Linked DNA regions of Homo sapiens: region 2 is linked to region 1. The links are chromatin loops, found by intact Hi-C in ENCODE. Cell type or tissue: IMR-90. All regions are shown on one strand. Each heading gives the region's core, and the rest is flanking DNA. Links, peaks and the distances in the headings are about the cores only. Region 1 overlaps RFTN1 (raftlin, lipid raft linker 1). Region 2 overlaps RFTN1 (raftlin, lipid raft linker 1).

What was found. Peaks named below come from ENCODE experiments on the same cell type or tissue, not always from the same donor. Only the 100,000 strongest peaks of a DNase experiment are listed, where the experiment ranks them.
Region 2: a loop joins it to region 1, with 2.0 times the contacts of the local background. A loop is called at or near these places in 1 of 110 quality-filtered maps.

The regions. Positions count from the first base shown.
Region 1 is chr3:16,317,325-16,322,706 of GRCh38, forward strand. All of the region lies in intron 9 of RFTN1 (raftlin, lipid raft linker 1), which reads right to left. It also overlaps a transcript of OXNAD1 not described here. Among named protein-coding and RNA genes, the nearest start is that of OXNAD1, 55 kb to the left of the region's middle. In IMR-90, for the core only: a CTCF peak has its summit at 2,209 (motif pointing left); a DNase peak (open chromatin) is centred at 1,097; H3K27ac peaks cover 1,683 bases.
Region 2 is chr3:16,390,191-16,395,572 of GRCh38, forward strand. All of the region lies in intron 4 of RFTN1 (raftlin, lipid raft linker 1), which reads right to left. Among named protein-coding and RNA genes, the nearest start is that of RFTN1, 120 kb to the right of the region's middle. In IMR-90, for the core only: no CTCF peak of the experiment used is centred there; a DNase peak (open chromatin) is centred at 2,751; H3K27ac peaks cover 408 bases.

The DNA.
Region 1 (5,382 bases), core at 212-5,211:
CTGAGTGAGACATACAATTCCCAGCATCCCCCAGCCAGGCAGTACAGGCACCAAACTTGAATCGCACACTATCACATCACACCCACCCCAAGAGCCTGCACCACACCTTCCAGGATGTGTATTTTAGATGTAGATTTCAGGTTCTGTTGGGGCAGAGCAGTATTTCTTTTGACTGGCTCTATACCAAAGGCCCACATAGGAAAGGGCTCCTAAAGTCCTATCATTTGGAGGGCCAGGATGGAGAGGAGATGTGAGGCCTGCCCCCAGTAAGAGCCAGAGCTGCAGCTACTCATTTCCATTCTGAGCAGGCTGAGGATTACCAGGCACGGGGCTGGCATTCTCTCACTAGGTCACCTGAGTAAGGCAGGGCCCAGAACATGGGGCAGACACTGTGCTGTACCGCTCAGATCCCCCCACAGGACTGGCGGGCCCGCTCCCCAGCTAGGCCGATAGCCCTTTGCTGACCACCACCTCACAGAAGGGTCACACCAGGGCAACCTACAACCAATGACTGCCCCAGGTGGGATACAACAACCCATTTCCTGATCCCAATTTGGGATAACGCAAATGCCATCCCAGCTCCAAGCCAACCTGGGGGATTGTGACTGCATCACAGCCCAAATTCTCCCTCTGCCCGCTACTGTACCGACAAGTGTTCTAAGGTAACTCCCTCTAAAAACTTCCAATCTCAGAGGCCGCTTCCCGGGGGCCCAACCTGCAACCAAGCATTTCCTGGTGTGACAGGGAAGTCAGGGGCTCAGAGTCCCAAGGTCACGCGGCCAGTAATAGAGTTGGGCAACAACCAGGGTCTCATCAAATCTCTGGAGCAAGACCACCCGAGAGCGAGCCCCAGCTCCGTCACTGACCGGCCAAGTTTCTCAATCTGAATTTCTCATCTCGGTGGCCCAGAGTGCACGTGGGGTTTTAGTTTTCAGTTCCCACCATGGCCACTTCCTTGTGCTTCAGCTGTTATCTCATTGGTTTCACCAAATACGCACTTAAATCTTAGACATTATATAATTGAGAGAAAAAGGGAGCTCTCAGTTCCTATGATTTCTTGCTGGGCTAGAGAGAGGAGCCCAGGAATGCAGTTGCACCATCAGTGGGAAATGATTTCTTAAGGCTTTAGTATGTTGTAAATCATTCTGAGCGCTTTGCTAGGAAAAACCAAAAATGTGCTATGTAAATGTTTAAAAATCTGCCATTTTTGTAGTTTTCCACGGTAGAGATCTGTTTCCTCAGATAAAACATTTGCCCAAACACAGAATTCTGAGATTTAATACATTATAGGATTCTTGGATTTAGCACCTTTTAGATAAGAATGGTAATGGAATGTTCCATTAAAGTAGAGAAACATGAGTGAAATACATGTTGAGGTTAGGATTTAACATTTATCTGGTCCTTTCCCACCCTGTATCCCCCAAAAAACCCAAATGAGTTCACTTACAATGTTGGATGGGTTTCTCCTTTGACTTCTTTTGAAATGTCTCGTACTGTAGCTGACAGACTTCCCTTAGGAGATGGGTGGAGCTTCTTCCACCCAAACTGTGAGGATCCCAATAATGGAATCACTCTGTAGGCTAAGTGGTGTCTCAGACCCACCTCCTACTTAAGCCGAGCCTGCCAGGCAGGCATCTCGAGGCTCCAAACCCACCAGAGGAGGCCCCTGATTTTAGCCCTCAGCATGACCGTGGCTGCCTCCACCAAGCCTCCATAGTTTCCAGGCACCGTGTTATGGTTCGTAACTGCTGCCCTGTGTTAGGCAGCTGCCGTTGCATTTTAATTCCAGCCCAAATGTAAGAGTCTCTCCTTTTTTTTAATGGATGTTCCAAAACAGTCAGAGCCTCTTCACATTTTATATCATTTTACGTGTTTTTAGAAAAGGACCAGTGAAGCCTACCTGTGTAGTATAGTACTCCGAGAGGCAGTTGGCTCTCAGGGAAGTCAGAGGAAGTTTTACTGTTGCCAAAAAAGTGGTGATTGTTTTGGCTAAGAGGCCTTAAGTGCTAAAATGTCAAAGCATTATAGTATGGGTTCAAATCCTAGTGCTGGCACTCATTAGCTGTCAGTCTTTAGGCAGGTTATGAATCTGAGTTTCAAGTTACTCATCTCTAAAATGGTTGTCTCTACCTCCAGGGCTGCGGTGCACACCTCCAGGGCCCCATTCATATTGTATTTGATGTGAATAGCGCCCTCTGCTGTTGTGCAGTGTACAACTGAGGACAATTCCACCACGTGCTAGACCTTCCATCTAATATGAGCCCAGATACTCTCTCCGGGGCTGCTCTTGCTAAATAACAGAGCTTCCATAGTTTCCCCTGGATGCCTGGCCACATCCAGTTTCCTGTAGAAGATCACATCTTGTTGATCTGCTGATATAATACAAAACGAGAACACAAATGGTAGAAAACAAACAACAAAAACTGTTTCAGATCCCAACAATTCAAAAAGGAGACGTCTCAGAAAGCAAGAGGAGGCCTGGACTGTGCCAGATTTCAGTTGAGCCTCTGAGGTGAGCTCTGACATCCACACCACTTAAAGGCAGGCAAGTCCAGCCTGGGGAATGGACTCCAGGTTTTGAGTAGGACCGGGGGAGTCTCTGAGCTTAACCAGCAAGCCGCAGATAAAACAGGTTGCACTGAGTTGGGGGCCTTCCCAAGCCAGAGCATCTGTGGCAGTTGGGTGTGTCACCAAATCCAATTAGCCGCCCAATTCAGAAATAACTGTCTAAAAGAAAAAAAGAAATCCTTCACTTTACAGCAGTGTGTGTCCAGAGTTCCATGTCAGCAGGAGCCAATGGATTTAATTTGCACATTTTAAAAACTGCCCATGATGTGTCCACTTCAAGTAGTTTAGCTGGAAGGAAGTCTTCCCGAGTTGTAGAAATCACCTACTCCCTTTGAAGAAGTTTAATATTTGCCTTGAAAATCACACGCACGTACACAGAGGTTTCTTTCCAATGCTGAAAAGTCCTGATTAGAAAAATCTATCCATGTTGCTGATTAAAAGAAGACTAAATATGCCACATCCTCGGTGTGCCAATCTTGCAGTTTCTTTTCTTAAGTTTTAATGCTAGACATACTATGTGTGTCCTCGCTAAGAAGCTGATTACTCATTCATTGATTCGACAAGTATCTGTTGAGCACCAACTAAAATCTGGGTACACAACACAGGAAAAAGGTCTTTGCTCTTGTGGAGACTATGTCTGACTCTGCCTGGGAAGGATAAAATAATGATCACAAATAACTAAAAGCCCAAAGGAGAGCTCTGAAGGAGAAGAACGTGGTTCTTTTCCAGGGTAGTACAAAGGAGTCTGGTTTGGTATAAAAGGAGACAGCACTGTTCTGAGAAAAGGATGCTCGAGTAGAGCTAGAAAGGAGGAGAATGTCCTTGGCAGAGGGGACACGGAAGAACTGGAGGCCACAGAGGAGCTGGAGGCCACAGAGAATGGGAGGCTGGCAGAGGAGGTAAGAGGGACCAGATCCCTTGGGGCCTTGAGGGCCACAGTACTGATTTCCATCTTTGTCTTCAGAGTCATACAAAACTAGAACTCCTTTGAGCAGTGGGATGACAGGATTCAAGTTCCCTTTTTAACAGATCACTTGGGCTCTGAATAGGGAACCTATTTGAAGGGGATATCTATTATTAGGAGATTAGAATAGCTGAGGCGAGTGATGGTAGAGAGAAGTGGAGGGATTCCAGAGCCTCCGGGACCTAACACAGATGGGTCTTAAGGATAGATTGAATATAGGGGAAGGAGAGGGGAGGGTCAGCAGGGATAGCCCCTAAGGTGCAATGCCATTCCTCTAGATAGGGTGGCGGTTGGCCAGGTGGGCGAGGTATGGGGAGGGGGACAGTCATAGGTTTCCTCGAGCCACAGGATGGATGGAGCTGGAGTCTTGGGGTGCAGTGAGGGCTGAAAATGCAGGCGGAATGGTCATTGGCACAGAGGTGGTGAAGGAGATTTTCTAAGGAAGAGGCAAGAGTGAAGGGAGAAATGGGGCTGGGTCTGAACCCTGAGGAACTTAGTGGGAAACCAGGAGAATGAGGTGGGAAAGAACCAAGAGAAAAGCTGCTTCAGGGAGTGGGGGTGGTCCCAACATCCGGGCTGCAAGAGCTCAGGCATGATGAGGACTAGATGGAGTGACTCTCGGTCACCAGGGGACACAGGCCTGTGGGAGTAGGACGCTGACCCTTGTCAGCTGAGGAGTGAGGAGGGGACACCCAGTGCAGAAGATTCTTCCAAGGAGTCTGGCTGTGAAGCCCCCCTCTCTGGAGGACTCCCATCTGTGAGGTGACCCAGAGGGTCTTGTGTAGAACAAGTGCTCCACACCAGTCACCTACAGTCTTGGAATGAGGCAGGAAATAATTAGGTACATGGAAAGAGAAAGCAGTCCACCCAGATGAGTACAGCTGCTTGGGATTAGAAGTTTTTACTGACTGAAAAAACAGTGGGTCCCATCCTCTCTGAATTTTCCCTGAGGAGAGTCAGTTCAACCTTATTACAGCAGCTTTTACAAATCTATCTCTAAAGTCTCCCTGCCGACTCAAGTTTCCACTGACTTGTCCCCCTGCATGCGATGCCATGACCTTCACACCAACATCCAACCACATGTCTCTCCTTTGGAATCTGTGTGCCCCACCACCAGGAACCTGTTAGGCAAAGGTGGCACCATCTCCCTCTGTAAGGCTGCAGCGGGTGTCTGTCAGCATCTGACAGGGGCCCTTTGCGTGCTGTGTGTTGAATGTTGCACTTGCTGAATGCATGCAGTTCCCGTGAGCCTGTGGCTGAGCTGAAACTGACAGCGCTCTGCAGCCGATCCATCTTCCAGCTGGTGGCTGCCTGCTCCTGGTGGTTGATGGTGGGCTGGCAGTTCCCTTCTGGTCCATTGTGCCGTCACCTGTCACATTACACCTTCAGAGCCTGGAGAAAGACCTTCCTCCACACTCCAGCCCATCTGGCTTCAAGTCACCATTGCTTTGGCACTCCTTCCACAAGTGGGCTCCCCCTGGAGTTGTTGGCTGGTGAGGGGCTGCTCCAATCTGTTCATTTACTTGATGCTCCTTCCCAGGGCTCTGTGTCCAAAGAACATGAGGAACCAAGCGTGAGGAATGCAGGAGTGATGCCAGGAGTGAGGAGCCGAGCAGGTCAGGCAGGCCCTGCCGAGAATGTGGCCTCAGCCATCAAAGGTGCAGTGAGCTGAATCCAGGTGATGCCTGACTCAGGCTTTGGTGTGTCCACTCGACTCACTGGCCTCTTCCCCAGCAACTGGTGAAAATGTCCTCAGGAAAAGCACCACAGGCTGCTCAGGGTGGGGTGGGAAGCATCAGAATCATCTGGCACAAGGGTTGCCGACACTTGCACCTCGTACAGCCCTTGTG
Region 2 (5,382 bases), core at 169-5,168, 73 kb after region 1:
TTACACAGCAATAGACATCTTTTAAAATACAGTGATCGTCACTAATCCATACCCACAGGAAATACCAGACTGCAATGATTTTGTAAAGTGTAAAATCTAAATCCTTTATAAAAGATGCAGTTAGCAGCACACTCAAATATACAGAAATGTAAACGAGGATAACACAAAAGCTCTGAAGGAGTGAGCCTTCAGAGATCTGCTTTAATAAAGAGGTAAGAGCAATTTGTAACTAGCCTCTCAGTTTGTGATGGTGCATCCAAACTGCTGGAAAAAGCAGGTAGCCTTGAGGTAAATAAACACTGCCCCTGCAGCTTAGCTTACATTATTAATTGGTTTAGCAAACCTGTATGCAAACTTAGGCTTAGTTCTTGTTTATCACAAGTTACAAATGTACAGAGCATGAATTAATGATGATGCTTTACTATTCAAAAGCAATAAAGAATGATGCCCACATTCCCAGGCACCATCAGAGTCAGAAAGGGTCACAGAGACTCCTGTGCTTGAAACTTAAAAAATATATCCATCTGTGTTATTCTTAAGGCATCATAACGAGAAGCTGTCATTGCCCTCTGGGGAGTGTCTTAGAAGTTAGTCAGAGTAGACACTGCATCTCATTCAAACTGGGAAGTCATTGGAAACAAAATTTCTACACCAACTGAACGATGAATAGTTCATCAAAAAACTAACTTTATTTCCACCAGGAATATATTTAAACATTTTCTTTTAAAGTTTTTCCATCTCTTCAGGTGTTTTCCATCTGATTTCTACTCCCTGTACCCCCCATGACAACCTTTTTCTCTCTGAAGAATCTTTCTTTCTAACAGCTCCTTTGACTGCTTTTGCTTTTGCCCAATAACATCCCTACCACCCCATCAATACCACCACTATCACCTTTACCAAGACCATCACTAGTACCCCAATGAATAACACCTCCATCACCCTCATCCCTAACATCTACACTACGAATCTCCCCCCAGCTACCTTTTCAAAACTAGGAATGCTGCTATCAGGCTAACAGAATGAAGATGTAGATTGGGAAGTAATTAATTAGATGGGAAACCTCAGTTTAATTCTATTTTCTCATTATTTCATATGCTAAATTTATAATAATGAATTATTAAAATACTTGACTCTTTTGTCCAACTTACATATCCTGGGTTACATGTATAGAATACAGTACCACCCCTATAATGGTAATATGCCCTTTTTCTCATTCTTTTAAACACATAAGAAGTCAAAAGTGATCCCACAAATGAATCATTTAAAGTTTAGATTTTTCTCACAACAGATTTTTTCCACTGGAGTGTCAGAAGGCAATGTTTATTTTTAACCTTAAAAGGAAAACAAACTTTGTAAAAATAATAGCCCTTATATTGAGCTCCAATTACAGTTGTTAGTTAAGTGGGAGGACAAAAATAGTTACCAATCAATCAGCAAACACTGCCATAGTGGATGAAGAGCAGAGGGAATACTAAGACATACCCAGAAAAATTCACAAAATGAGGGTATATGGCACCGAAACGCAGCACACCACTATCATAAACCTGAACTAATCAAATAAGGCTCTTTGATAATGAAGGGGAAGTCATTTAAAAGCTGGATTGACCATAGACTCACAGAATATCAGAGCTATAGGCAATCCTAGAGATTATCATTCTAGTGCAAAGGTTTTTTTTTTGTTTTTTTTTTTTGTTTTTTTTTTTGTTTTTTTTACGGGGAAGAAAGCTAAGAATTTCAGAAAGTGAAACATCCCACCTAAATGGCTGCCTAAGTTATTAGGTAGTAGGTTTCTTTAACTGGAATCAGGAGAGAATTCTGGAACTGGGTTTAAAGTTCCAGATTTCTTGAGGAGGCAAGTCAGTTTCAATAATTGAGTATCTCATCTCCAAGTGCTTTCTCCCTCCCTGCAGTGTCCTCTAGCCATCTTCAGCCCTGCTGACTCCAATCCTAATGGGACCTGGCTCTTTGAGTGGGAATTCTCCCAAAGGCAGAAAAGGGGAAAACCTTATGTGGGTTGTAATTCTGTCACACTGATTCTCAAAACCCTCAGAAAAGATTTTACATAATCACAAGCAATTAAAATGAAACCTTCCAGTGTCAGGGGAAGATACAGCAGGCAGCCTAACTGCCTGCCAGGATACACTCCATTTCTCAGACAAGACACCCCACCCTCACATGCCATGAGGTTAGTTCAAATTCCCACACTCATTATCTGTGCTGGATCCCAGACAGGAGGTGTCACCGAGGTGGGATGTTCAGCACTTCTGAACACACAGATGGGAAAGTTCAACCTGTGCTGTAAACCAGTCAGCTGCCCCATGTGTTCACTGACGGTGCATAATTGACACTCAAAACATGTTCCAGCTCATAAAAAGTTTACATATATAAATATATATTACATCTATATAAAAGTATATATTACATATATAAGTATATATTACTTATACATACATAAAAGTTATATGTGTATATATGTACACACACACACACATATATATATATATCATAAATAAAAGTCTGGAAATTTTCCTGGTGATAACAGCAAATTCCATATTTGTAAATGAGTCTGCTGGGACGTATGAAGCATTAACAGGTGATATCCAACCCTCACAAGTCACTTCCAGGGAGGGTTTTTCAACAAGTCCCAACCATGCCAGATACTGAAAAAAGCTACTTGGAGTTGCAAAAAAAGAAAATGTGTGAGTCTCCTAACCCTCTGTACTTTATCTTCATTGCATCACTGTTCACAGCATCTGTTCCCATACAATTCTGAGGCCCTGCAAGCCTTGGAAACACACAGGCTCTTGCTCTTTCATTCTATAAACATTCACTGAGCACATGCTAAATGACCTATTCTGAGCTCAGCATCAAACAAACAAACAAACAAAAAATGACAAGAAACAATACACACAATAAGTAAAAACAGTAACGTGTCTTAAGAGGTGGCAAGAACTTTAGGTAAAAGGAAAATAGAGGAGACAAAGGGAGTCCAAAATACTAGGGTAGGGAGTGGCAGGAGGCAAGCTGCTCTCTTAAAGATGGGTGGGAAGGTAGGTGCACTGAGGTAACCTGGAACGAAGATTTGAAGGAGGTGAAGGAATCAGCCAAGCAGATATCTAGGGATAGATGCACCATAGACATTATGTTCACTGCCAAGAGTGGGACCAATATTCACTAACTACAGCATAAAACTCCAATGCACATAAGACAGAAAGTGAAATACACCACTTATAAACACTCATACACTATACAGCCTGGATATAACCTAGTGATCTCCTGGATTTTACCCCCTAAAATGTTATTTCTCAAAAATGAGGGAATTGCTCTGACATTTACATACGTTCAAGATCTCTCACAATATAAGGACTCTCTCAGTTACTTTATTTTGAACAGCAAGATGCTTCTTGGGGAAAACATATTCAAAGCTACTTTGGGACATTTATTGAAATAAGCTGATGGACTTTTTTTTTTTAATTTTTTTTTTTTCAGATGGAGTCTTGCTTTCTCACCCAGGCTGTAGTGCAGTGGCACGGTCTTGGCTTACTGCCAGCTCCACCTCCTGGGTTCACTCCATTCTCCTGCCTCAGCCTCCCAAGTAGGTGGGACTACAGGTGCCCGCCACCATACCCGGCTAATTTTTTTGTATTTTTAGTATAGACGGGGTTTCACCGTGTTAGCCAGGATCATCTCGATCTCCTGACCTCATGATCTGCCTGCCTCGGCCTCCCAAAATGCTGGGATTACAGGTGTGAGCCACCGCACCCGGCCAGACTTTTTTTTAAGGAGGAAAATAAATCTAAGAAAAATTTAAAATAATTCCTACAACATGGAAAACAATTTGGGGTGCTATAGTAGGCAATCTTCTTAAAGATGGCTTTTAAAAAAGCAATGCAGGGCTGGGCATCATGGCTTATACCTGTAATCCCAGTACTTTGGGAGGCCAGGATGGGAGGATCACTTGAGGCCAGAAAAGGCATTTGAGACCAGCCTGGGTAACATAGCATGACCCCATCTCTATAAAAAAAATCTTAAAAAAATTAGCTGGGTGTGGTGGTGCACACCCGTAATCCTAGCTGCTTGGGAGGCTGAGCAGGGAGGATGGCTTGAGCTCAGGGTTTGAAGCTGTAGTGAGCTATGACTGCACCACTGCACTCTAGCTTGGGCAACACAGTGAGACCCTGTCCCTTAAAAACAAACAAACAAAAAACAAAGCAATGCAGGAATTCTACACACAAATGAACACCAATGAACCACTGTGACATAAATGAATCTCACAGACACAGTGCTGAGCAAAAGACACCATTTATACAAACAGGCGAAGCCACCCTTTGGTGTTAGAAGTTAGAGAGGCTTCCCTTGGAAGGGGAGTGGGGAATTGTGGGCGTGGCTACAGGAAGGGTTCAGGCTGTTGCTCCTGCTCTATTAATATTTCTTGAGTGTTGGTTACTCAGGTGTGTTCATTTTGTGCTAACTCATTGAGCTGTACACTTATGATTTATGCACTCGCCTGTATTGATGTTATTTTCAATAAAAAGAGGTGTTTTCTATTTTTTTTTAAGAGCAATGTGAAGTGTTTCCATTATGGAGATTTCTTATTGACATATGAGCTGGACAAGAAAAATCAACTCTCCTAATGTTATGTGACTGAGCACTTATGACTCAGGACAGAATTTCCAGAGATAGCATCATTTATGAATTTTAAAAGTGCTGAATCCCAAACAATTTGGAAGAAAGTAAATAGGATGAGCTTGAAACTGTGTTAGATAGCCCTGAAAATCATGCTGGTGATGATAAAGGCAACCAAGTGCAATAATACATGAAAAAAAAGTACAGAAATAAAATTGTTCCATGAGATTTAAACACAGGGGAAAAGCACCATTTCCAAGTTTATACAATTTATATAATTTAAAATATGCATGTGCAATTAAATTATTATAAGCAGAAATTATTTCAAATATATTCCTCAAATGTTATATGCCAAAGTTGGCCCCAAACTTTTTAAATGTTTTTCATGGGAAAAATAGGAGCTTGTCTTTTAGATCTTGGCATATATGCCTTATATTGCTCTGTGCTCTGCCTCCCCTTATGACTGAGAAGACTCAATCACAAATGCTTTGTATCAACTTAGAAATTATGAAAAACTGAAAATTGTTTAAATAAATGAATTCTACTAAAATATGCTGTCCAAGATAGTAGCCATATGCCACATGTGGTTATCAAGCACTTAAAATACGACTCATGAGACCAAGGAGCTGAATTTTTTTTTTTTTAAAGAGACAGGGTATCACTCTGTTGCCCAGGCTGGAGTGCAGTGGTGTGATCATAGCTCACTGTAACTTCGAACTCCTGGAATCAAGAGATCCACCCCCCTCGGCCTCCTGA